Regions from separate parts of the Homo sapiens genome. Here region 1 is linked to region 2. Evidence: read pairs that join two places in POLR2A ChIA-PET (ENCODE). Cell type or tissue: GM12878. All regions are shown on one strand.

Region 1 (2,500 bases), 160 kb after region 2:
TCTCTCCCTGGAGAGTTCAGGAAAAACTCATGTTTATCCCTAGAAGTGAGAATGTAGATTCCTAACATATGATCTGATAAGCTCTTGGTTGGCAGGAACCACATAGCAGTAATGATGTGATTGGTGAAAATCTGGGCACAGTCAAAGGCAAGTGGACCCTGGCAGTCTTGCTCCAAAGTACACTCAAAAAAACTCACATACGGCCAGGTGCGGTGGCTCACACCTGTAATCCCAGCACTTTGGGAGGCCGAGGTGGGCGGATCACCTGAGGTCGGGAATTTGAGACCAGCCTGACAAATATGGAGAAACCCTGTCCCCACTAAAAACACAAAATTAGCCGGGTGTGGAGGCGCGTGCCTGTAATCCCAGTTACTCGGGAGGCTGAGGCAGGAGAACTGCTTGAACCCGGGAAGCGGAGGTTGAGGTGAGCCGAGATCCCGCCATTGTACTCCAGCCTGGGCAACAAAAGCGAAACTCCGTCTCCAAAAAAAAAAAACATAGCATACTTGGCAGGGAATACCTCATTGTCACAAGTGATACCAAGGAATTGATACCTAATGCCCTAAAGTGGAAGCTCAAGATAAAGGAAAATAATTACTTCAATTCCCTGGCATGTCCACCATTCACATCCCACTGAAGCTCACCGGCCATCCAGGAAAGGTCCCATTCTCCCATTTCTTCTCAAACTCAGCCTGAATCTTCCCAAAAAGTTCATTCTGATCTTGGAGAGGCTTCACTCTATCTGTGTAATCCTGAAGGTACTCAAGCAGCATCTCTAGGTATCTACAGAGGAACACACAATGCAGACAAAGCAAAAAGGGTTTCTATTTTTGGTATCTTGTTATTCCCTGCAGAATATAAAGTACTTATAATTCTAGTAATGCTATCTTTTTAATACTCTTTTTTTTTTTTTTTTTTTTTTTTTGAGGCAGAGTTTCGCTCCTCTTACCCAGGCTGGAGTGCAATGGCGGGATCTTGGCTCACCACAACCTCCGCCTCCCGGGTTAAAGCGATTCTCCTGTCTCAGCCTCCCGAATAGCTGGGATTACAGGCATGCGCCACCATGCCCGGCTAATTTTGTATTTTTAGCAGAGACGGTGTTTCTCCACGTTGGTCAGGCTGGTCGCGAACTCCTGACCTCAGGTGATCCGTCTGCCTCGGCCTCCCAAAGTGCTGGGATTACAGGTGTGAGCCACCGCGCCCGGCCAATACTCATTTTTAAATGAACTTACAATGGACTTTTTTCCCAACATGTCATTTTGATTCTGACCTTTCCCGCCTCCTTTTATTCTCATAAAATGATGCTAAATACTAAGGTCTTAATTACTTTGCACATAAAAGATTTCAGTAAAAAGAAAATGAGAAAAAGAGGGGAAGGGTATAAAATCACTAATCAGGAGAGTAATTAACAAAAACATAAATTTTTCACTTATACATCACACCTAAGCATCTCACTTCAGTCACTATCTGAGAAAGTCTAATTTTTTTTCCCATTAAACTCCAAAAACACAGAAATCCCAGAGTGGGAGAGTTCCTTCTATAATGAGACAAAATTAAGAACACTATGGGCATAAGATGGAAGATGTGCCCACAGACACACCTTTGTCCACGTCCAGACTATCGCAAAGGTTTTAAAACCACATCATTCATAACCCCATCCTCCAATAAACCTGGAAGTATGCCTTCATGTATGCCTTCCAGGCAACAAATTCAGAACTTCACCCTCAAAAACTTCACATTATCTTCTAATCAAATCCAGGAGAGGCCTAGAAACTATTAATGCCTACCTCTTATACTCTGCATTCTTCCTTTCTTTAGGAATGTCAAATAATTGGTCAAAGATGGACAGGTATGTGATATAATCCAGCTTCTGAAAAGAGGAAAGAAATGACAAGAAATTCAGTTAGGTATTTATACTGTAACAAGTTACAATATAATCTCCAATAAGTGAGATCAAAATTGAGTGTTTTCTAAAGAAGTAACAAGGGCTGGCTAATTTTGGTTTTTTTTGCTTGCCTATCATTCAATCCTACTACAACTGGAGTGTTAATTTCACTGGACTGAAGGAAAATATCAGACATAATAACTTTACAAAATAAAGATCAAGTTAATGAACATTAAACTAAAAGAAACGTTTGTCGATTATTACCTCATGCTAGGGTCTTGGTTAAAGACTCTGACACCCTAAAACAAGGTGCTCAAAGGTGCCATTTGTTCACGCAAGTAACTACTTATTAAGCATCTTTGTACCAAGTACGGGGTACAGAAAACAACAAAACAGACAAGGGATCTGACTTGCCTGCATGGAACTTGAAGTTTGGTCACTACAACTCTGGGACATTTCTTCACAATTCCATGAGGAATCTAATCATGGATTTCCTTGTGATCCTTTTGAGATTGTCATATTAAACCTCATCTCTTGTGATAAGCTATTTTTTTTTTTTTTGAGACGGAGTTTGGCTCTTGTTGCCCAGGCTGGAGTGCAATGGCATGATCTCGG
Region 2 (2,500 bases):
AGGAGAATGGTGTGAACCCGGGTGGTGGAGCTTGCAGTGAGCCGAGATCGCGCCACTGCACTCCAGCCTAGGTGACAGAGCGAGACTCCATCTCAAAAAAAAAGGCCAGGTGTGGTGGCTCACGCCTGTAATCCCAGCACTATGGGAGGCCGAGGCGGGCAGATCACGAGGTCAGGAGATCGAGACCATCCTGGCTAATACGGTGAAACCCCATCTCTACTAAAAATACAAAAATTAGACGGGTGTGGTGGCGGGTGCCTGTAATCCCAGCTACTCGGGAGGCTGAGGCAAGAGAATGGTGTGAACCTGGGAGGCGGAGGTTGCAGTGAGCCGAGATCGCACCACTGCACTCCAGCCTGGACAACAGAGTGAGACTCCGTGTCAAAACAAAAAAAAAAAAATGAAGAGGAAGAGAGGCCCGAGCTAGGATGTTCAACCCCTCGCCATGTGATGCCCTGTGCTGCCTCAGGACTCTGCAGAGGGTCCACACCAGGAGGGCGGCCCTCCAGATGTGGCCTCTCAACTTCGGACTTCTCAGCCTCCATAAATGTAAGAAATAAATGTATTTTCTTTATCAATTACCCAGTTTGGGGTATTCTGTTATAAGCAACAGAAAATGGACTAAGACAATAACCAAAAACCTCTTCAAAGGCCTCTGTGAGGATGAAATGAGATGATGCACGTAGGACACTTGGCACATGGTGAACATTCAGTAAACATTCATTATTTAAGACCGGGCGCGGTGGCTCACGCCTGTAATCCCAGCACTTTGGGAGGCCAAAGCGGGCGGATCACCTGAGGTCAGGAGTTCCAGAACATTATTTATATTATTACTAAGTAGGACTATAAACCTATGCCCAGAAAATCACCCTTTTCGCTCTAGTATACTTCCTATTACATGGGCTAAAAGGTTTCCACTTTCTTGAAGTCTTATCTTGAGGCAGCTTTGTCTTTTATCTCGCTAAAAAGGAAATTTAAAATTGCCTCTAAGATGAGTGTGGGAGGAAAGTGAAAGCTTCTGGCTACGTTATAGCAGATGACACTATAAAATAATAATGGAGGCTGGGCGTGGTGGCTCATGCTTGTAATCCCAGCACTTTGGGAGGCCGAGGTGGGCGAATCACCTGAGGTCAGGAGTTGGAGACCAGCCTGGCCAACATGGTGAAACCCTGTCTCTACTAAAAATACAAAAATTAGCCAGGTGTGCTGGTGCATGCCTGTAGTCCCAGCTACTTGGGAGGCTGAGGCAGGAGAATCGCTTGAAGCCAGGAGGCGGAGGTTGCAGTGAGCCAAAACTGCACCACTGCACTCCAGCCTAGGCAACAGAGCAAGACTCTGACTCAAAAAAAAAAAAAAAAAAAAAAAAAAAAAAAAAAGGAGAAGTGAGACCCTAAATATCTGAAAAGAAAATGGATGACTTGTTTCACTCAGCACCCCAGGACAGGGCCAGAGAAAACAATAAAAACCACATGGAGGCGGGCTGGGTCACAATACTGGAAAGCCCTTTCCAATGACTCTAGCTATCTAGAAATGGACATAGGCTCTCTAGATCTAGACGGGGTTGGCACCCTAGTTCTGGAATTTGAGTGTTCTCCCTGTTGAGCCCCAAATGGCCTTTCTAGTGTGTCTAATAGTAGCATACATCCACCTCTAGGTTCTCCAACTTAGTACATCCTTTTCTCCATCTAATTCCTACCCATATCTCAAGGCTGACCTGACCTGTATGGCCACCCAACAAACCATTAGTGTCTGAACCCCTCAACGCAGTGGCCAAGAGCCACCAACTCTGGGATCAATCTGCTTATGCTTAAATCCCAGCTTTGCCACTTGTGAGCTCTGTGAACTTCAGCCAGTCACTTAACCTCTCTGGACCTCTGCTCTCCATTGGGAAAATTAGACCTACCTCCTAGGATTGTTGTAATATGTTAAAATGTGTTTTGTGTGACATATAGAGCTGCAGCTATACAGAGATAGTAAAAATATCAATGATTGCTAGGGGAGAGGGAAGTGGTAGAAGGGATGAATAAGTGAAGGACAAGGAATTTTAAAAAATGTGAAACTATTCTGGATATTGCTTAATGGTAGATACATGACATTATGCATTTGTCAAAACCAATAGAACTGTACAGCACAAAGAATGGACCCTAAACTATGGACTTTAGATAACAATAATGTATCAATACTGGTTCATCAGTTGTAACCAATGTACCACACTGTTGCAAGATGTTAGTAATAGGGGAAAAAAACAAGATGATAGGGAGAAAAAACAATAATAATAATAGGGGAGGGCTGGGCATGATGGCTCACGCCTATAGTCCCAGCACTTTGGGAGACGGAGGCAGGCAGATTGCTTGGGTCTAGGAGTTCAAGACCAGTCTGGGCAACATGGCGAAACCCCGTCTCTACAAAAAATACAAAAAATTAGCCAGTCATGGTGGTGGGTGCCTGTAGTCCCAGTTAGGAAGCTAAGGTGGGAAGATGGCTTGAGCTCAAGAGGTGG

The links. ChIA-PET counts read pairs that join two places held together with the same protein. Peaks named below come from ENCODE experiments on the same cell type or tissue, not always from the same donor. Only the 100,000 strongest peaks of a DNase experiment are listed, where the experiment ranks them.
Region 1: POLR2A ChIA-PET joins it to region 2 with 5 read pairs; 8 of 35 experiments call an interaction of 5 or more read pairs at or near these places.

The regions. Positions count from the first base shown.
Region 1 is chr1:37,979,942-37,982,441 of GRCh38, forward strand. SF3A3 (splicing factor 3a subunit 3) reads right to left here. Exons shown (of 17, transcript NM_006802.4): 7 at 1,788-1,870; 8 at 645-783. Among named protein-coding and RNA genes, the nearest start is that of SF3A3, 8.8 kb to the right of the region's middle. In GM12878, no CTCF peak of the experiment used is centred here; no DNase peak of the experiment used is centred here.
Region 2 is chr1:37,818,610-37,821,109 of GRCh38, forward strand. The region is part of intron 9 of MTF1 (metal regulatory transcription factor 1); the gene reads right to left. Among named protein-coding and RNA genes, the nearest start is that of YRDC, 12 kb to the left of the region's middle. In GM12878, a CTCF peak has its summit at 1,441; a DNase peak (open chromatin) is centred at 1,465; H3K27ac peaks cover 579 bases.